Regions from separate parts of the Homo sapiens genome. Here region 1 is linked to region 2. A link is an interaction called in ENCODE POLR2A ChIA-PET data of the cell type or tissue named here. Cell type or tissue: OCI-LY7. All regions are shown on one strand. Each heading gives the region's core, and the rest is flanking DNA. Links, peaks and the distances in the headings are about the cores only.

Region 1 (5,000 bases), core at 1-5,000, 62 kb after region 2:
AGCCAGGCGCAGTGGCTCACACTTGTAATCTCAACACTTTGGGAGGCCAATGCGGGTGGATCACTTGAGGTCAGGAGTTCAAGACCAGCCTGGCCAACATGGTAAAACCCCCATCTCTACTAAAAATACAAAAAAAAATTAGCCAGTGTGGTGGTGTACACCTGTAATCCCAGCTACTTGGGAGGGTGAGACATGAGAATCACTTGAACCCAGGAAGCAGAGGTTGCAGTAAGCCGAGATCACGCCAGTGCACTCCAGCCTGGGAGACAGAACGAGACTCCACCTCAAAAAAAAAGAAAAAAAAAAGAAAATGTTCGCTAACTCTGCCCCAAGACAAAGAGAACAGGCAAAAAGTCAAAAGCAACACAATGTTGCTAGGTGCAATGGCTCATGCCTGTAATCCTAGCACTTTGGGAGGTAAAGGCAGGAAGAACACTTGCACCCAAGAGTTTGAGACCAGCCTGGGCAATATAGTGAGACCCCACCTCTAAAAAATAAAAAAAGGCCAGGCACGATGGCTCATGCCTGTAATCTCAGCACTTTAGGAGGCCAGGGTGGACATATCACCTGAGGTCCAGAGTTTGAGACCAGCCTGAACAATATGGTGAAATCTCATCTCTACTAAAAATACAAAAATTAGCTGGCCTTTGGTGGTATGCACCTGTAATCCCTGCTACTCAGGAGGCTGAGGTGGGAGAACTGCTTGAACTCGGGAGATAGAGGTTGCAGTGAGCCAAGATCATGCCACTGCACTCCAGCCTGGACCCCACAGACCCTGTCTCAAAAAAAATAAAATAGCCTGGTGTGGTGGCGCATGCCTGTAGTCTCAGCTACTCAGAAGGCTGAGCCACTCAGGGAATGAATGCAGCACCTATGAACCTTTCTTGAAAAAGTTTGTTGACGATGAATTATAGCCATGCAATATAAATAATTCAGCAATTGGAGGGGAGACTAAGATAAATGGACTGGTAGAGGCACTCAATCAAGTTTAGGAATTAAGAAAGCAGAACAGCATCGAGAATCATGTACCTTGACAATGTAAGAATAATACCACCAAAAGAAAAAACATGGCGAAAGGGATGATAAAAAGACGTGTAAGAGTGCTAATTTCCTTATCTTCCTAGCAGAAAGTCTACTTATATCTAAAAACAACACTGTCATTTTGTTTTTGAAACGGAGTCTCACTCTGTTGCCAGGCTGGAGTGCAGTGGCACGATCTTGGCTCACTGTAACATCTGCCTTCCAGTTCAAGCGATTCTCCTGCCTCAGCCTCCTGAGTAGCTGGGACTACAGGCACGCGCCATCCTGCCCAGCTAATTTTTGTATTTTTTAGTAGAGACAGGGTTTCACCATGTTGGCCAGGATGGTCTCGATCTCTTGACCTGGTGATCTGCCCGCCTCGGCCTTCCAAAGTGCTGGGATTACCGACATGAGCCACCACACTTGGCCAATAACACTGTCATTTAAAAATAACAATCTAGGCCAGGCATGGTAACTCTCATTTGTAATCCCAGCACTTTAGGAGGCTGAGGCAGGCAGATCACTTTGAGCTCAGGAGGTGAAGACCAGCCTGGGCAACATGGCGAAACCCCGTCTCTACAAAAAATACAAAAATTAGCCAGGCATTGTGGCTCGTTCCTGTAGTCCCAACTACTCCAGAGGCTGAGGCTGGGGCATTGCTTGAGCCCAGGAAGTCCAGGACGCAGTGAGCCAAGATCTTGCCACTGCACTCCAGCCTGGGTGACAGAGTGAGACCCTATCTGAAAATAAAACAAAACAAAACCTAATAACTCCAACTACTTAATATTATTTGTAACTTATTTATAGTCTTTTTAATTCTAAAAGTATCTTGGAGGAACTAGTGTCGCTTATAGTGAAGGAACATTCATCAGGAGCTTAGCCAATATTTCAGTGTGACTTTAGTGTCTTTTTCTTCTATAAAATTAAGATATAATTAAATTTAATACATTTTTAGAATACTTTACACAGTATGATCCCATTTATTTAGTTAGTTAGCTAGTTAGTTAAAGATGGGGTTTCACCATGTGGCCCAGTCTCCAACTCCTGGGCTGCGATCCTCCTGCCTCAGCCTCCCAAAGTGCTGGGATTACAGGTGTGAGCCACCATGCCTGGCTGATCCCATTTTTATAAAACTCTTTCCTCTAATCTTTCTATTTTTATCTATAAAGAACTGCATGAAATGATGTTCCTCACTTTTTAATTTTTTAAAAATTTTATTATTTTTAGTTTTTTTTTTGAGACAGAGTCTCGCTCTGTCCTCCAGGCTAGAGTACAGTGGCACCATCTCGGCTCACTGCAAACTCCGCCTCCCGGGTTCACGCCATTCTCCTGACCCAGCCTCCCGGGTAGCTGGGACTACAGGAGCCCGCCACCACGCCCGGGGAATTTTTTGTATTTTTAGTAGAGATGGGGTTTCACCGTGTTAGCCAGGATGGTCTCGATATCCTGACCTCGTGATCTGCCTGCCTCGGCCTCCCAGAGTGCTGGGATTACAGGCGTGAGCCACCGTGCCCGGCCTAAAAATTTTATTATTTTTTTGAGATGGAGTCTCCCTCTGTTGCCAGGCTGGAGTGCAGTGGCATGATCTTGGCTCACTGCAACCTCCGTCTCCCAGCTTCAAGCGATTCTCCTGCCTCAGCCTCCCCAGTAGTTGGGACTACAGGTGCAATCTATGACACCCAGCTAATTTTTGTATTTTTAGTAGAGACAGGCTTTCACCATGTTGGCCAGGATGGTCTCCATCTCTTGACCTCATGATCCACCTGCCTCAGCCTCCCAAAGTGCTGGGATTACAGGTGTGAGCCACTGCACCCGGCAAAATTTTATTATTTTTAATGATGAGGTCTCACTAGGTTGCCCAGCTGGTCTTGAACTCCCAGCCTCAAGTGATTCCCTCCCATCTTGGCCACCCAAAGTACTGGAATTATAGGCATGAGCCACCACACCTGGCCGGCATCTACTCTTTTTTTTTTTTTTTTTTTTTCCAGACAGGATCTCACTGTTGCCCAGGCTGGAGTGCAGGGGTGTGATCTTGGCTCACTGAAACCTATGCTTCCTGGGTTCTCAGGCCTCAGCCTCCCAAGTAGCTAGGACTCCAGGCATGTGCCACCATCCTGAGCTAATTTTTTGTATTTTTTTGGTAGAGATAGGGTTTCGCTGTATTGGCCAGGCTGGTCTTGAACTCCTGACCTCAAGAGATCTGCCTGCCTCAGCCTCTCAATAGGATGGGATTATAGGCGTGAGCTACCGCGCCTGGCCCAGCATCTATGTACTCTTAATTTTTTTCTGAGTAGAAATAGTCTAGTGACTTATTTCTTTCTATTTTTTTTTTTTTACATTGCTTGAATATTTCTAACTATATGTCCAGTATTGAACCACCAAAGAAAGAACCAAAAAACAAGCATATATAAAAAATTTAAAGAGCAATAGTTCCTTATGTTTTATTTTGGTTTTTTTACCATTATAATATCCAGCAGCTAGGTGTTGGTGGGGCCTGGTAGGCATCCAGGCCAGGCTAAGGCACTGACCACACTCAGAGGGGTCTGTAGCTTGCATAGACCCCACCTGCAGAGTTGCCACACATTGTACCTGCAGGGAAAGAAGAGATGGGACTAGGGTTAGGGACACCTACACTGTTTGGAACGAAAGCTCAAATCAGTGCTTAATCCAGCAGGATGAGGGTATTTTTCAGAAGTATAAGGAGACTCACTGTGGAATCAGCAAGGTGAGGCTCTAAGAAGATGGAGCCTCAGCTAAGGTAGCAGGTTCCTCACTCACCTTATATATGGCAGGCTTCACTGCATCTGTGAGGAAAAAGAGCAGGAACTAACTCTATGGATCCCAAGGACTCAGCAGGTCTTACTCTGTCACCCAGGCCCGAGTGCAGTGGCATGATCATGGCTCACTGCAGCCTCCAACTCCTGGGCTCAAGCAATCCTCCTGCCTCAGCCTCCCAAAATGCTGGGATTATAAGTGTGAGCCACCATGCCTAGCCAGGCCTTGCCTTTTTTTTTTTTTCCTTTAGACCTCCTCTGTGGACACAGGCCTTCTCTTAAATCAGCAACCAATCCTTTGAATAATGACATTCCCTTATCCTTTATTGAGAAAGTCCTTATCTTTTCATCACCAAATTTATGAACCTACCTCTATCTGTTCCCATCTTCTTTCCTTCTGTTACACCTGATAGTATCCTTCCTCCTATCAGAAGAGCAATCCCTTCACTCTACTCTCTTCTCATCCTCTAGCACCTTTTCCAGAACACTGCTCATTCTGTTATCCTCCTTCCTCCTGTGTCATCCACTTGTTCCCTCCCTAGTCTAGGTCACTCCCATATTGCTATGTGAACATGCCCTAATGTCTCCTATCCAAATAAAGGGACAAAACCTTCCTTTATTGACCACACTTAGGCAATCCACCACCCTCAATTACTGGTTCCCCTTCACAGCGAAATTTTTTTTTTTTTTTCAGACAGCATCTCACTAAGCCGCCCAGGCTACAGTGCAGTGGCACAATCTCAGTTCACTGCAGCCTCAACCTCCTGGGCATAAGTGATCCTCCCACCTCAGCCTCCCAAGTAGCTGGGATTACAGGCATGCACCACTATGTTCGGCTACTTTTAAAAATTTTTTTGTCGAGACGACATCTCATTATATTGCCCCAGCTGGTCTCAAACTCCTAGGCTCAAGCAATCCTCCCACCTAGGCCTCGCAAAGTACTGGAATTAAGGCATGGACCACCATGCCCAGCCCCACAGCCAAACTTCTTGAAAGAATGGTCTATATTTACTATCTTTACTTTCTGACCTTCTATTACCTCCTCAACCCACTCCACCAGACCACCACATATGGGACTTCCCAGGGCTCCAGCCTGGGTGCCCTCTTCTTTAAATACTCAGTACTAATGAAAAATAAATTCAACATATAGGAGCTGCCTTTTCCTGACTCCTCCCTCCTTTTGCTCATCTTCAGCTCTCTATTCCA
Region 2 (16,958 bases), core at 7,211-12,210:
CAAGAATACCCACAAGTAAAAACGATGGCTCCAGATAGAAATGTGATCATAGCAGCAAAGTGGGGCGGGATGTCTGGGGCCTTCTGGCTAAAGACAATTCTGCCAAGTGGGTGAACTGAGTTTTGAGGGAGGTAGGGGGAACATTTGGTGCTTGTACAGAGAACTGAAATACTGGTAGATTAATTTCTTGAATTTCCAAAGCCCCATCCAAGACTTAGAATCTGGGCGTGTATGATTCTGGATGTGTTTCCAGAGGAGATGGCGTGGTGAAGGAGGCTGTGAAACCGATCCTCATTCATTCAATGAGGTGCACCAGGCAGAGCACACATAATGAAGCCTGGTCTGGTGGGAAAGACAGATTGTAACAAATGGCTTACTACATAAGGACAGGTTGATGCTAGGAGGGTTATGAACAAAGCACTTTGGGGTGCAGGGAAGGGAGCACTCCCTCACAGCGGGCTCGGAGAACTTCACAGAGAAAGGTATGTTTAAGGAGATGAGACCTAGTTGGAGAAGGGTGTTCCAGACATGTAGAATGACAAAGACGAGGTTTGTGGCTTGGAGTCTAAGCGTGAAGTGTCAGGGGAGGGCTGAGGAGGAAAGTGATGGGCTCAAAGGAACATAAAGGGAGATACACTGACTGCTTGAACAAATATCTCCTGAGCACTGAGATGACCTTGCTGATGGGAGGAAGAGAGGAGAAGAGAGGAAATGGAGGGGTCTAGAACAAACCAGGCCAGAGCTTCCCTGGAGGGGCAGGTAGGTTAGGAAATGCCTTTCAGAAAATGCTGCAGGATTCGGTGACTAATGGTCATATGAGTGAAGATGGACTGGAGTTGGAGATGTGAGTCTGAAGCGCAGAGGCTGGGTGGCTTTGGGGGCAGTGGGCAACATTCATTCCCTGGCCTTGTAAGGCACAGCACAGCCAGTCATCAAGGTGGCCACCCATCAACAGGCTGCTCCCTTTTGTTCTGCATAATTTGGGCACTAAGGAAGCCTGGCTGTTGGTGTGTGGGGGTGTGGGCATGTGGGGTGGCTACATGCTGTTTAGAGACAAGGAAAGGCTGTTTCCTCTCCCTGGCCCTCCGAAACCCCCAACCAACAACCGATATTGAGCGGGGAAGAGGGGTGACGTAGCAGGGGCTGAACCAAAATCAAAAGGACACCTGAAGAGATGCCAGGCCTACGGCAGAGCCCCCACCGCGTCTCTGCAGGCCCCTGCAGGAAGGGGTCCAGCTCTCTTCTGCTCACCCCCTCCCCCAACCCAGCTTGAAGGCCCCCACCCAAAGAAAGAGCGAGAAGCACACAGAAGCACCACGTCAGAGACAAAGGGAAAGGGACTAGGAGAGAAACAGAAAGATTGAGAGAGGTGGGGGAAGAGAAAAAGCCGGAGACCCTGCCAAATTCCGGAGACAAACGGACGGTCAGCCGACAGACAAGATGGCCCACGGGGGTGGGCAGGGAGGTCGGACGGCCGCTCAGAGGGGCAGGTGGACGGTGGCGGCAGGCGCGGGGGCCGGCGGGGCGCGTTGGCGGTTCTCCTGCCACCCCCGGCCCGCTGTCCCGGCCGCTCCGCGCGCCTCATTTCACACCTCGCCGCCCCCGGCCCCGTCTGTGCGGAGCCGGGAATACCCCCGCTGCCCAGACCGCACCTGCTCCTTCCTCGCCGCCCCCTCGCTTCCCGGCGGCCGCCCGCCCCCCAGGGGCCCGCAAGACCCGCGCGGAGCCCGGCCCATCCTCGGGCCCCGGCGCCCACAGCTGGCCGCGGCTGGAGGGGGCGCGCGGAGGGGAGCCCCCGGGGCCTACAGAGGGAGCTCTGAAGCCTGGGCAGCGAGGCGCTCCCGCCCTGGGCCCGGGGCAATGCGGACCTTGGCGCACCGGGCGAGGGCTCCGGCCCGACCGAGCGGCAGCTGCTCCCAGGGAAGGCAGGCGCCGCGGGGGTGGCGGAGGGGTCCGGCGGCCTGGGACGCCGGCCGGAGGGGAGTGAGAGGCCGCTTCACCCGAGGAAGTCAGGCGGCCGGGAGGAGGCGTAGCCGGCTGTGTAGGGCTGGGCGCTCCGTGTGGCCAGAGGGGATGAAGCGGGGTGCAGCGGAGCGAGGGACCCGCGGTGCGCTGGGGCGGCCGCCGGGGCCCGCGCCGAGAGAGACAACGAAATGGACGGAGGGTAGTAGGGTGGCGCCCCCGGGCCGAGGGCCAGCCCAGGTCTGTCCTACCTCTTCAAACGCAGGCTGCCTCCGGCGCCACCGCGGTCCCGGGGGCTCACCAGGCGAGTGGTCTCCAAGCCCCCAGCGGCTGGAGAGGGCTCCATGTTCCCGGTGCCCCGACCGTCTAGGCCCCACCGAGGAAGAGAGAGGCCGGGCCGGCCCCGCGCCAAGTCCGAGCAGCCCGCCGACCCCCGGGATCCCCGCAGGGCGGCGGGGCCACCAGAGTGGAGCGAACTGCAGCGACTGTGGCGCGCGGAGTCCGAACTGCAGATCCCGCTGCCGCCGGAGCCCCGCCCCGCGTGGGGCGAGCTCCCCAAGCTCCGCCTCCAGGCTCCCCGGCCTCTCCCCACCCTTAAGCCCCGCCCCCACTGCCAAAGCCCCATTTCCCCGCGCCAGAGCCCGGGAGCGCCCCGCCACCCGAGTTCTGGAGAACTCCTCATCTCCACAGCCCCGTCCCCCAGGCGAGCTAGCCCCACCTCTGCACACAGTCCCGCCCACCGGTTCCAAGCCTCGCTCCTGAAGCCCAAGAACCTCACGACCAACCTTCGCCCAACGACCACCACTCTGTGCATGCCTGCGCGGGGGTGTCGCCCACCACGCCGTCACCCTGTGGCCGCAACCCTCACGCGGAGGCAGAAACAGGAGCGGACCCATTACCTATCTCCAGAGAACCAGAAAGAACATGAGGTGAGCGGTGACACAGGGAGATTCCAGGGACTCCAGAAACCCCTTTACGGAGAATCTGGGGTCGGAATTCACGAGCCCAGTCTGCTGCCAATCACTGTACCGCGAATGATCATTTATTTTTATACAGAAACATTGGGTGACAAGCTTCCTGCTCTCCTTCAACCCACTGTTATCCCTGCTTTTCAAATGAGTAAACTGAGACCCAGAGGAAGAAGAGTCCAAGGTCATGCAGGCTGTGAATAAAGGGCCCGGCCTGGACCCCCATCCTCTTTCCCTCCCCGGCTCTGGACGCCGCACTGGCAACTGGAGAGCGCTCACAGTTCTCTTACGGGCGGGGGTCCAGTGAAGTCGAGCCGCCTATCTGGTGTCACGGCCACTGTTTATGGAGAGGGGCTGAGGGGCAGCGGGGCAGCGTGTCAGCTAGTGATTCCCATCCTCCACACCTGCAGCGCCCTCCTGGACATTACCGCATTCTGCCTCATTTGGGGGAAACTAAAACCCAGGGGAGGGAGCGACTTACAGCAAAGTCGGTGGCCGAGCCTCAAGTCGAAGCTTCAAATGCTCAATGTTCTCTCCCCTCGCACCTGCCGCCACTGTAGAATGGGAGGGGGTGGGAAGAGGATTGTGCACTCGAAGCTGTGACAGTCTGTGAAGAGGAGGGTCCGTAGGAGGAGGGGAGCGAGTGAGCAGGGATGGGGAAGCGTGGAGGGTGGGAATGGTTAGTGAGCCCAGGCAAGAAACTCATCAGCCGCATCCTTCAGAACACACTGGGCGTCCTGAACTTAGGCTTCTGGGGACAGACACCTACCCTCGATATTGTTATTCCAACGAGCCCAAGAGTGCACTTGCAAAAAAACAAAACAAAACAAAACAAAAACGGGAGCACGTGCCAGATACAGTGGTTGGAAGTGATGGGGTTAACCCGGGAGAGCTTCGCGGAGGAGGTGAGGCTTAAACGGATTAGGAAAGCTGGGCGGCGGGCTGGCTGTTCCGGCGGGGGAGAGTGTGGCTTGGCCCGTGCCAAGGTGTGCGGGCGGCGCGTGCGAAGGGACTGTCCTGCGCCGCTGCTGCAGAGCGGCACGGGAGAGCCACAGGGGCTGCGCGCGCCCTCCGCGCCGTCCCCACCCCCGGCTGCGCCAGCCTCTCCTCCGCGCCAGCCCCCAGCCTCCCCAGTCCAAAGCCCATGAGGGGTGAGGGGGTAAGGGAGCGAGGGGGTCGTTCTCCCTCTAACCTCCCTTTAAGGCGCGGGACTTGACGGACCTCTGTTTCTCCTCGGGTCACAGGGAAGCAAATTGAGGCGGCGAGAGCAGGAAACCACCGGCCAAGTTCACCTTTTCGGGCTACTTATCAGAGCCAAGGTGGAACCCAAGTCCCTGCTTAGCTATGCCAGGGCTCTGGGTACGTCGGGCCCGGCGCCGTCGGTTTTCTAAGCGTCGCACCCATCCTAGGGCTCTCCCCAATTCTGAGAACCCTGGAGCTGGGATGCGCAGCGGCCACCGCGCACTCCGCGGCTCGGATGCGGCAGCCTGGCCCGTAGTGACCCTGGCGGGTGAGCTCGAGAATGGGGAGAAACTGCGGGGTCCTATGCGGGGAAAGGGATTCTTGGCACGGCTCAGCCGATGACGACAACAGGGGACATAACAACAATGGCTTCCTCCGGGATTTCCCTTCCCGGGCAGCCCGCGCGGCCAGCAGCACCGAGTGCCAGGAGGGGGCGCAGACGCCCTCACGTGCCCTGCCCGCCCCTGCCGGGAGCCACCAGGCGGGGAAGGCAGAGGCGCCTCGCAGCGCGTGGCCAAACGTGCCGCCTCCAGAAACCGAGGGCGCCGGCGGTGGGAATACCAACCTTCACTTGAAAATTTATGTAAGGAAAGCTTGGCGGCGAAACAGGATGCTTCCACCTGTTCCTCAAAGAGCTATCAAATGGCCCTGTGAACATCTTTGCAAAGGGTCCTCGCGAATGCCAGGCCTCAAGTGCGATTCTCTGCACTGAGGTCAGGATTTAATCTGGGCTGGAGATTTCAGGCAAATTTTAAAATGTAAGCATGTGGACAAGAGTTAACACCTGACAAGTGCAAGCCAAGCTGAAGAGCATGGACAGAGGAGGCAACCTGGAGGTCCAACTTCTACTCCATGCTCCACTCAGATGTCACCTCCAGGAAGCCTTTCCTGACTTCTCCCAGACTGGGTATGTGTCCCTCCCTGCTTCTCTCAAGGCTCACACTGTGCTTATCTGATCCCAGCACTCACCTCATGGTGATGAAGTCCTTTGCTTGTCTGTCTCCCTGCTACAGGGCAAGCTCCCTGAAGGCAGGAATTGTTTCTTTCTCATCTGTGTCCCCAAACCCCACTAATGGCTGCCACACTGTCCTCAATTAAGCCATCCCAGAAAGGAGGAGCTAGTTGAGTGGAAGCAGGATGGAGGAGGTAGGATTTTAGCTGGTCACAGGGAGAATGAGGGAGGGCAACAGCTTAAATGTCACTGCCTCGGGGAGGCCTTCTCTGGCCCCCACACTAAGTTAATTCTCATGTCATACACTCTCATCGCACAATACTTTTTCTGTTTTGTTCTTTTTTTTTTTTTTTTGGAAACAGGGTCTCACTCTGTTGCTCAGGCTGGAGTGCAGTGGTACAAACATGGCTCACCACAGCCTCGACCTCCTGGACTCAAGTGATCCTCCTGCCTCAGCCTCCCAAAGTGCTGGGACTACAGGTGTGAGCCACCATGCTGGGTCAACACACTGTTTATTTCTTTCAGCACTGATCATACTGTAACTAAATTGTTACTTGGGAATTATTTGTTTCATCATTTGGCTTCCAGGCTACCATAATCTGGTTTTCCTCCTACTTCACTGGCTGTTTATTTTCAGTCCCCTTTGCTGGTTCCTCCCCACCTTCTCAATCTTTTCTTGCTGAATTAGCCTAGGCCTTGGTCACTCTCTTCTCTTTTCTTTCCACACTCACTCCCATGGAGCTATCATCCAGTTTCTGGTCTTTAAATACTATCCAATAACAGCAGAAAGTAATGATTGTTGAAGCTAGATTCTGGGTACATAGAGAGTCACTGTACCATTCTCTCTATTTTTGTATGGGTTTGAATTTTTCTATTAAAAAGGATTAAAAATAGCCTGGCTGGTGGCTCACACCTATAATTCCAGCACTTTGGGAGGCCGAGGCAGGCAGATCACTTGAGATCAGGAGTTTGAGACCATCCTGGCCAACATGGTGAAACCCCATCTCTACTAAAAAATACAAAAATTAGCTGGGTGTGGTGGCATGCACCTATAGTCCCACCTACTTGTGAGGCTGAGGCAGGAGAATCACTTGAATTCGGGAGGCAGAGGTTGCAGTGAGCTGAGATTATGCCACTGCACTCCAGCCTGGATGACAGGTGAGATTCCATCTCATAAATAAATAAATAATAAATGTCATGTGTTTGGTGGTGATTCTCAGATCTCTCACTTGGACTCCAAACTCATATATCCACATGTCAGCTTGACATCCCTTCCTTATTGTCTGGTAGGCAGGCCTATCAAGCTCCATAAGTCTAAAACTGAGCCCCTGATTGTCACGCCATCCTGAACCTTCTCTTTCTGCAGTCTTCCCATGTCAGAATATGGTAACTCCATCCTCCCATCTGCTCAGGCCAGACATCCTAGGGTCATCCTCGACTCCTCTATTTTCACTCTACATCCAAGCTGTCAGCAAATCCTGATCCCGCCCTTGTCCAAACCACTATCATCTGTCTTCTTGATTACTGCAATAGCCTCCTCCATGGTCTCCATGTTTCCATCCTTACTGCCTTATAGTCTATTCTCAACCAAGCAGTTAGGTAAACATAGATCAGATTTGTCACTCCCCATCACACTCAGAGTACCAGCCAGAGTCCTTCTAATGGCCTGCAAGGGGTCCTACGGAATTTAGCTCCTCTGATCTCATTTCACACTTCTCCCACCTCATTCCCCAGCCATCCTGGCCTTCTTGTGAGTCCTACAACACACCAGGTATGCTCCCACCCCAGGGCCTTCACATTTGCTTATCTCACCAGCTGTAATGCACTCTGCCAGATGTGCTCATGACCTACCTCCTCACATGCTTCAGGTCTTGACTCAAATATCACCTGGCCAGGCCCTCTCTGCTTGTCCGTTTAAAAACTGCAACCTGACTGGATGCGGTGGCTCACGCCTGTAATCCCAGCACTTTGGGAGGCCGAGGTGGGTGGATCACCTGAGGTCAGGAGTTCGAGACCAGCCTGGCCAATATGGGGAAACCCCGTCTCTACTAAAAATACAAAAATAAGCCAGGCGTGGTGACATGTGCCTGTAATCCCAGCTACTCTGGAGGCTGAGGCAGGAGAATCACTCAAACCTGGAAGGCGGAGGTTGCAGTGAGCCGAGATCTTGCCACTGCACTCCAGCCTGGGCAACAAACAAGACTCCATCTCAAAAAAAAAAAAAACTCAAAAAACAAAAAAACACTGAAACCTCTCCCTAGACATTCTCTATTTCTATTCCTTGTTTTATTTTTCTCCATAGCCATCATTACCATCTAACATACTGCATATTTTACTCATTTTGTTTACTGTCTGCCCCTCTTGCCAGAATGTAAGCTCCATGATGGCAGAAATTCTGTCTGTTTTACATGCTGCTATATCCCCAGAACAGGGATACTGTTCTGTACTGTACAGTACTGTACTGTACATAATAGTACCCAGTAAATATTTGTTGAAGGTCTTAATGAACTCTGTCTCCCATATTAGGCTCTAATCTATGAGGGAAGAAAAAGAGTTTGACCACTTATCATTGTATCCAAGGTACTAGGCATATATCAGTGCTTGGTTGATATTTGTTGAGTAAGTGAATTGATTAAGGAAAAGAACAGTTTATGTGGAGAAATGGTGTGACAGCAATGGTACAGAGGTGAAGAAAAACAGAAATATTTAGTGCGGAGACCTGTTTGATTGCTGTGAAAGGTTCACTTTAGGCCGGGGGCGGTGGCTCACGCCTATAATCCCAGCACTTTGGGAGGCCGAGGTGGGCGGATCACAAGGTCAGGAGATCGAGACCATCCTGGCTAACACAGTGAAACCCCGTCTCTACTAAAAACACAAAAAATTAGCCAAGCGTGGTGGCGGGCGCCTGTGGTCCCAGCTCCTCCGGAGGCTGAGGCAGGAGAATGGCGTGAACTTGTGCCACTGCACTCCAGCCTGGGTGACAGAGCGAGACTCTGTCTCAAAAAAAAAAAAAAGAAAGGTTCACTTTAGGACAATAGTAGACAATGAGTTTGAAGGGGTAAATTGGCATAAGGTCAGCGTTCACTGCCAGATTTCAAAGGTGGTTTTGCATCCTGTGTGATGCTGTGAGCAAAGTAGTAAGATGGAAGCATGCTTTAAGAACAGTGATCTGGGAGCAGTATCCAGGATGAGGCCAGCAACGGGGAGAAAAGTTAGGAGACTAGGACACCAGCCAGTGTGATATGGAAATCCTTTAACTGGGGTGCATCAAGGCTGTGGGAGCTGAGAAGAAGAGACAAATGAAAGAGAGATTTTGAAAAAAAATTATCAAGTTTTCCTAAATTTGGGGAAAAGAATGAGTCTACAGTCTTACAAATAGTCGTAACATTAACAGAAATGGAGAAACAAACAAAAAAAATAGTCTGGGGGCAAATGATGAATTCAGATTTTAGAGTGTGGTTTTTTTTTTCTTTTTCTTTTTCTTTCTTTTTTTTTTTTTTTGGAGACAGAGTCTTGCTCTGTTGCGAGGCTGGAGTGCAGTGGCACGATCTCGGCTCACTGCAACCTCAGCCTCCCGGGTTCAAGTGATGCTCCTGCCTTAGCCTCCCGAGTAGCTGGGACTACAGGTATGTGCCACCACACGCAGCTAATTTTTTTTGTATTTTTAGTAGAGACGGGGTTTCACTGTGTTAGCCAGGATGGTCTCGATCTCCTGACCTCGTGATCCGCCTGCCTCAGCCTTCCAAAGTGCTGGGCTTACAGGTGTGAGCCACCACACCTGGCCTTTCTTTTCTTTTTTTACAAACCCTGCATGTGGCATCCAATGGAGTGTGGTTTTGAGGCAATGGAACACTGGCATGTGGATGACACCAAAGCACAGTTGTGACAGCAGAAGCCATGGGTGTAGACTGACTCTCTAAAGAAGAGAAGAAAGAGCACAAGCAGAAGCTTAAGGACCAAACTGCAGAGAAAATCCACAGTCAGAATTAGCCAGGCATGGTGGTGCGCACCTGTAATCCCAGCTACTCAGGAGGTTGAGGCAGAAGAATTGCTTGAACCCGGGAGGCAGAGGTTGCAGTGAGCCGAGACCATGCCACTCTACTCCAGCCTGGGTGACAGAGCAAGACTGTCTCAAAAACAAAAAATAAAAAAGAAGAAGAAGAAGAAAAGAAAATCCAGTCAGGACATAAGAGAAGGAAGAGGACCCAGTAAGGGAAACAGCAAATGTATCAGAGATGTAGGAAGAGAACCAGAGAAATGTGCAGAGCTCAATAAATGAGAAGATAGTTGGTGGGTTAAACAGAAAGAAGTGATTTAAGGGCCAAAGTCTCTTCCCAAAACATAACCTGATGTTTTTCACTCCATTTAGTCATTCTGCCTGAAATTTTATCTGTTATTCCTTTTGCATTAATGACAATTAATAACAATTAAGAGGGTGAGGTATTAACTATTTTTTCACTATAATCTAAATTACAGTGTTTTAATAAGATTGCTTTCTATCTACCCTGAGGGATGAGATCATTCTATGAAGGCAATAGTTTTTATTAGAAGTATTAAAACAGAGGAAATGAGAGTGGTAATTTTGGAGTTCTGGCTGCTTGGGAGGACTGGGGGCGGTGTTTTGGATAGCCAGAGGGCAGCATGACGGCACTGGGTAGGAGAACAAGAAAATGGGGTTCTAAGAGGCTGAGGAGAAGGATGTAGAAGCATGGAAAGACACCAATAACAATTTGCAAATCTTAGGGGAGGGGAAGGACCCTGATTTTTCCTTTCTTCCCAGCGACAAAATGAAATGCAACCTCTCTCCTTATAAAATCAGGAGATAGGATAGAAATAGCTAGTATAAAAACAATAGTAATAATAATAAAGCATGTGCCTCGTGCTTTATTCAAATTTAATCCTCATAACAACCCGAAGAGACAGACACTATTATCTCCAGTTTACAGGTAAGACAGGTGCTGTTAGCCTAGTGTTGGGTCTGCAAAGTTTGGGGTTGCAGGTCAGAGAGGACAGGGACATGAAGCAGTCTCCTTTCTAGCTGAAAGTCTTCCACCTCCCATCCTGAGATGTCTGGCCTGGGAAGCAGAGGCAAACACAATTGGGTGGGTGGTGGTGGTTTTGGTCACATGTAGTATACATGCCTTCTGCTGGGGGAGGGGAAAGAGGAACATTACCTGACATCACCCATGAGAGGATGTGAATATCCCCCACAGCTTTGGTCTGTCTGTAGATTTGGACTTTAAAGTAGGAAGGAACAGTCACGGTGTAGATACTGAACTTGGAGTCAGAAAACTCAGGTCAGATCTCACTAGATAACCTTAAGCAGGTCAATCCGCCTTTCTGGGCTGCACTTTCTTCAATTATAAAATGAAGGCGTTGGATTCAAGTTAAATCTCTGAGGTCCCTTCCAGCTCAAAAACTGTACAATTTGAGAACCTGGTGGTTGAATGTGACAAATTGTGATCTCTCTCTCTCCCACTGCATATGTTCCAGAGCGTGGTATTTTGGGTATAAATATGCCAATGTCTGCTGTCTGTATGTGTGTGTATTCCAGCTATATGACTAAAACTTTAGTTGTTTGTGGGTAAACAAGGGATGCTTCTTCGTTTTCTCCATGAGAGACCAAATGGCTCTGAGTGGTAGTAAACAAAAAGATCACTGACTCAAGGTATGATGGGAGGGCAAATGATCCAAGAAATGGTTTTAGTCTGTAATCATTCTTTGGCAGTTATTTTTGGTTTTTTACTTTCATTCTTTTTAAAACCAAATCCAATTAAGTCTTGACATCAACCCTGTGAAATGGCACAGGTTTTTATAGAAGAGGAAAAATAGACTCAGAGATGAAATGATTTGTCTAAGATCACACAGCCTGTGAGGGCCAGAGCCAGAGCTAAGATCTAGGGCTTCTGACCCCTGGCTTGTGTGTTCTTCCTAGGACTGAGCTGCGTGTGAGAAGAGCCCAGGCATAGAACACTCAGTCAAAGAGGCTCTGGTTTCTAGGTAAAGGCAAAGAGGAGAGCCACTGGCCAAAGGAGGCCAGGCCGACTGGGCCGTGCTACTCCCACCTCTGCAGCTTCCTGGCTGAAGTGACATTCTATTCAGAGCAGAGCCTCGCAAGACTTACAGATAACGGCTATTTCAAGAGCCATGAACTGTGATTAGTTAGAATGTCAGAGGGCCATGATAAGAAGTGAAAACATTCTGCAGCCTCTGTCAAGATGCGAAAGGTGTTTACTAACTCTTCTCAGAACCGAATTTGCCTTCTTTCTCAGGGCTCACTTCTATGAAGCAGGGATGCAATCGCCTCTTGGGTTGTTGTGAGGATCCAAAGAGATAATTAGGTAGGAGTGTCTCGGAAAAGCCTCACACTTTTGCTTGTTCATTCAACCAACCAACATTTACTGAACACAGGAAGTGTGTTAGGAACTGGAGGGAATACTAAGGCAAATAAGAAACGGGGAGTTCAGGATCACGTTATTATCTCCCCTCTCACCTTTCTGTATCATGGTTTCTTCTTGTCTAGGACCATATGAGGGAAGATGGGCCCTGTAGTCTTGTCCAATTCCCTAGCTAAGTGCTTCTGTCCCAGGGAATTCTGAGCCCAACCTCCAGGTTACATTGGATCAGCAGACGGCCCTCAGCTATAGCTCATTCAAGAAATCATTCATTCACTCACGTGAGCCAGGCATGACTCTAGGTGCTGGGGATACAATGGTCAACAAACAAACAAGGTCCTTGCCCTCGTGGAGCTGTCACCTGGGGAAGGCAGCTATTTTTTTTTTTTTTTTTGAGACGGAGTCTCACTCTATTGCCTAGGCTGGAGTGTAATGGCACGATCTCGGCTCACTGCAACCTCCGCCACACCCAGCTAATTTTTTTATTTTTAGTAGAGACAGGGTTTTACTATGTTGGCCAGACTGGTCTTGAACTCCTGACCTCGTGATCGACCCGCCTCGGCCTCCCAAAGTGCTGAGATTACAGGCATGAGCCACTGCGCCTGGCCAACAGCAGCTTTTAAATCAATATGCAAATAAACATATGTTCACCAGCTGGGCGTGGTGGCTCACGCCTGTAATCCCTGCACTTTTGGAGGCTGAGGCGGGCAGATCACTTGAGCTCAGGAGTTCAAGACCAGCCTGGGCAACATGATGAAACCCTGCCTCTACCAAAAATATGAAAATTAGCTGGGCATGCTGGTGCATGCCTTTAGTCCCAGCTACTTGGGAGGCTGAGGTGGGAGGATGGCTTGAGCCCAGGAAGTTGTGGCTGCTGAGCTGTGATTGTGTCACTGCACTCCAGACTAAGACCTTGTCTCAAAAAAAAAAAAAAATATATATATATATATGGATAGATATAGATACATATACACAGTGTGTGTGTGTGTGTGTGTGTGTGTGTGTATTTGCAGGCTGTTATGAGGTGAGGAGAGAGGAGTAGAACCCAGTTTAGAAGGCCTCTCTGAGGAGGCCTGAAGCTGAGATCCCTGAAGGATGAGAGGTCAAGCCCTCCAGGCAGAGGGAACAACATGGTCAAAGACTCTTGAAATGGGAGGGAACACGATGTTTTCAAATAACTAACAGGAAAGAGGAAAGCGGTGGAGCAGAGCCCAGAGCAAGTAGGACAGTGGTTCCAGAAAAGATTGGAGAGGGAGGGGCAGGACCACGCTGGGTCTTACAGACTGAGGCAAGGAATTCGTTATAAGTGAACCTCTAATGCCTTCTGCTCTCTCTACCCAGTGCTGGGGAAGAAATGAGCTGGTTTGTTCTGCTAGTTCTGTCCTCCCATGATAGTCATGAAAGCTTGGGGGTTAAAGAAATCTGGCATGAGACAAACCACCATAAAAAAATTATCAGCTTCAGCTTCTTTTTAAGTGAGTGACCTCTAAACTCATCTGACCCAGAGACTATGGACCAGGTGGGTAATGCAAAGGTCTTCATCCCCTCTCCCTGCACTGACCACAGGCCTACAGAAATAAATTCATTAATTCAGCAGTCATCACGTCTGCTACAGATGGACTCCTTAGTTCGTTTGCTTAGATGGTTCTTGAGGTGGAATACTGATTTACAAGTGCACCTCTAATGCCTTCTGCTCTCTCTACCCAGTGCTGGGGAAGAAATGAGCTGGTTTGTTCTGCTAGTTCTGTCCTCCCATGAGTCATGAAAGCTTGGGGGTTAAAGAAATTTGGCATGAGACAAACCACCAAAAAACATTATCAGCTTCAGCTTCTTTTTTGGTGAGTGACCTTCGAAGGAGCTGGCGCAATGGGGGTTGGCGCAATGGCTTCAAGGAGGCTGGCACAATGGCTCACGCCTTCAAGGGGGCTGGCGCAATGGCTCACGCCTGTAATCCCAGCACTTTTGGAGGCTGAGGCGGGTAGATCACTGAGGTCAGGAGTTCGAAACCAGCCTGGCCAACATGGTGAAACCCCGTCTCTACTAAAAATACAAAAAAAATTAGCCAGGCGTGGTGGCAGGCACCTGTAATCCCAGCTACTTGGAAGGCTGAAGCAGGAGAATCACTTGAACCCGGAAGGCAGAGGTTCCAGTGAGCAGACATTGTGCCACTGCACTCCAGCCTGTGTGACAGAGTGAGACTCCACCTCAAAACACAACAAAACAAACAAAAAAAACCTACAAGGTGAGGAAAATGTGCACAAATAACTGTAATAAAAGGAAGAGAGTGATAAAAGCTACAAAAAGGTTAACAGATAAGCATTTTCCAAGTAACAAAGCTTTTTCTACTACATGTTACAGGAGCCATTGAGTGCTCTTGCAAAGAAAACCAGCACTACAAAGTAGTAAATTATAAGTGATGCAAACACTACCTCCTGTAGAAACTCACAGGAAGGGAAGCCAGGTAGAGGCATGCTCCCATGCCAGCAGGTGGGGATACAAATCCTCCTTCTGCTACCTTTCCAGAAGAAAGTTAGCAATAGAGATCAAGAGCGTAAAAAAAAAAGAAAAGAAAAAAGAAAAAAAAAATCATTTCGACCCAATAATTCCACTTCTAAGAATGTATCCTTAGGAAAAAAAATTAGACATTTGTTCAAGGATTTCTGTTGAATTTTCCTTATAAGGTTATTATATTATCAAATAGAAACAACTGAAACAGCCAAGTTGGGTTACATTATGGGACATGCTCATGATGGCATCATATTTAAGTGACGTTTTTGAAGCACGGTAGTGACTTTTGGAAAAGGCTCAATACATCATTTTAATGAGACGTGCAAACTCATCATTACGATATACTAGGAGAAATGCTTTGACAGACGAAGTGGGAACAACTGGGAGAGTGAATGATGGAGTGTCAGGAACAGGGGCATATGAGTTGGGTCTTCCAGGTTGTGGAGGTGTTTCCGGGTGGAAGAGAAGGAGGGACCAAGCGGAGAGCCCTAAGTCCTGAAGACAACTGGGAAGGTAACACACCTCTTAAGAAGGGCATGCAGCAGCCATACCTCTCATCCGCCACGGTCAGCAAACCCATTGTGTTTCCTGGAGTGAGTTGGGCCATCAAGATGGGTGGTGCCCTCCTGCTGGGGAAGAGGGGCTCGGTGGGAATCCCTGCCCCAAGGCCTGGCAGCAACGCTCCTACGCTGCCTTGGGCCGCAGGCCTGCTAAGCCCTCCGCTCTCGCTTCCCTGCGCGCGAAATAAGTCCCAGGGCCAATGTGGCCTCCCCACCCAGTGCTTCCGGGGGCGCCAAAAAACGACCTGCCCAGACCCTCAGCGTCGACGCTGCGCACAAGCGCAGTCAACTGCTGGACCCGGCCGGTGTGAAGTTTCACACCCAAAAGGATGAAGGGCACCCACCTGGCTTAAGAGAACGACTCCCAGGTAAAGGGCCAGACCCAGGTGAGGAGTCGGCACAGGGCCAGAGGTGCCCTGCACACTCAGAGCTCTCCCTTTGAGCTCCTTGCCTTGCTCGGTTCTCCTGGGCCGCAGGCGTCTACCCTGCTCTCTGGGGTTCCGCTGCCTTTTCCTTGCCAGGTCTTTCCCACAGCAACGCCTTTTCTCTTCCTTCTCCAGCCTCTGAGTCCTCTTCCTCCTCTCCCCACTGTCCCACCTCTGAGGGACAGAAGTGGGGTGGTTTGAGAGCAGGAGACTGGAGGGAAGAAGCAAGTCCAGGCCTAGCTGCAAGCACTCCCCACCCCCGCCCCCGCCCCCGCCCCCGCCCCCGCCAGGCTCTAGGACACTTGACTTCTGTTAGGCCTCACACGGTTTGGTCTGAAGTGTTTCTCTCTTAATAGCTGTGGATCGGCGAGGCTCAATGGCTCACGCCTGTAATCTCAGGACTTTGGGAGGCCGAGGTGGGTGGATCACCTGAGGTCAGGAGTTCAAGAACAGCCTGACCAACATGGTGAAACTCTGTCTCTACTAAAAACACAGAAAATTAGCCGGGCGTGGTGGCGTGCACCTGTAATCTCAGCTACTCGGGAGGCTGAGGCAGGAAAATCGCTTGCACCCAGGAGGTGGAGGTTGCAGTGAGCCGAGATCGCGCCATTACACTTCAGCCTGGGCAACAAGAGCAAAAAACTCCGTCAAAAAAAAAAAAAAGAAGAAGAAGTTGTGGAGCTGTCTGATTCCTGATCCTGTCCGTTCAGGCTGGGGCCGCCCTGGTCTTTCAAACCCAGCAGTGAGCTTGGACAGACCCAGAGGTGTTTACTCCAGGTAATAGGAGCTCTAGACAAAATCAGGCTCTTTTCCTGGCTTAGACCTCTCCCTGCTTACAACACCTCTAGGATGTGGGATATCTAGAGGTCTGTGTAGCTGGAGGATGCTGGGAAATGTGAGGAGAAGATGTTTCCTCCTTAAAATTGGAATCTTTCTGATCACCTGAATTCTCCTGCTAGCCACAAATCCCACTCACTCTTATCTTATCCTTGTCCTTCTGTCATCGTTTACCTGCCTAATCCCTGAAGGTAGTGAGTTTCCTGTCACTGGAAGTGCACTTCTCGGTACCCTTACTTGTAGAAGTTCTCACAGATGCTGCTTCTCCTCTGGCTCAGATCATGTCTACTGTGAAGGAAGCAGCACACCGGCTGTCCAAAAGTGAGATGAGCCTCTATGCAGTGCTGGATCTTAAGAAGGGCGCCTCACCTGAAGACTTCAAAAAATCCTACAGGTTCAGACCTCAGCCCTTTATTGATCCTTGGAATTTCCCCCTTAAACCTTTTTCTTTCTGTATCTCTTTTGCTATCTGACTCTTTTTTTTTTTTTTTTTTTTTGAGAGGAAGTCTCGTCCTGTCACAGAGCAGAGACAGAGACTATTGAGAGTGCAGTGGCACGATCTTGGCTTACTGCAACCTCTGCCTCCCAGGTTCAAGCAATTCTCTCACCTCAGCCTCCTGAGAAGCTGGGACTACAGGCGTGCACCACCACGCCTGGCTAATTTTTGTATTTTTAGTAGAGACAGGGTTTCGCCATGTTGGCCAGGCTGGTCTCAAACTCCTGACCTCAGGTGATCTACCTGCCTCGGCCTCCCAAAGTGCTGGGATTACAGGTGTGAACCACTGTGCCTGGCCTACGACCCGTTTGTTTGTTTGTTTGTTTGTTTGTTTGTTTTGAGACAGTCTCGCTCTGTTGCCCAAGCTGTAGTGCAGTGGTGCAGTCTCGGCTCACTGCAACCTCCACCTTCCGGGTTGAAGTGATTCTCCTGCCTCAGCCTCCCGAGTAGCTGGGATTACAGGTGCCTGCCACTATGCCCAGCTAATCTTTTGTATTTTTGGTAGAGACAGGGTTTCACCATGTTGGCCAAGCTGGTCTCAAACTCCTGACCTCATGATCCGCCCACCTTGGCCTCCCAAAGCGCTGGGATTACAGGTGTGAGCCAGTGCTCC

What was found. Peaks named below come from ENCODE experiments on the same cell type or tissue, not always from the same donor. Only the 100,000 strongest peaks of a DNase experiment are listed, where the experiment ranks them.
Region 1: POLR2A ChIA-PET joins it to region 2 with 5 read pairs; 7 of 35 experiments call an interaction of 5 or more read pairs at or near these places.

What each region holds. Positions count from the first base shown.
Region 1 is chr2:27,330,176-27,335,175 of GRCh38, forward strand. It overlaps GTF3C2 (general transcription factor IIIC subunit 2), which reads right to left. Exons shown (of 19, transcript NM_001035521.3): 11 at 3,799-3,824; 12 at 3,480-3,609. Among named protein-coding and RNA genes, the nearest start is that of GTF3C2-AS1, 2.9 kb to the right of the region's middle. In OCI-LY7, for the core only: no CTCF peak of the experiment used is centred there; no DNase peak of the experiment used is centred there.
Region 2 is chr2:27,260,599-27,277,556 of GRCh38, forward strand. It overlaps SLC30A3 (solute carrier family 30 member 3), which reads right to left and starts at 2,449. Exons shown (of 8, transcript NM_003459.5): 1 at 2,214-2,449. The coding sequence starts at 2,308. DNAJC5G (DnaJ heat shock protein family (Hsp40) member C5 gamma) reads left to right here and starts at 14,835. Exons shown (of 7, transcript NM_173650.3): 1 at 14,835-14,955; 2 at 15,508-15,789; 3 at 16,128-16,243. The coding sequence starts at 16,131. RefSeq lists silencers at 2,004-2,163, 2,214-2,393, 2,414-2,483, 3,958-4,047, 4,578-4,687. In OCI-LY7, for the core only: no CTCF peak of the experiment used is centred there; a DNase peak (open chromatin) is centred at 10,313.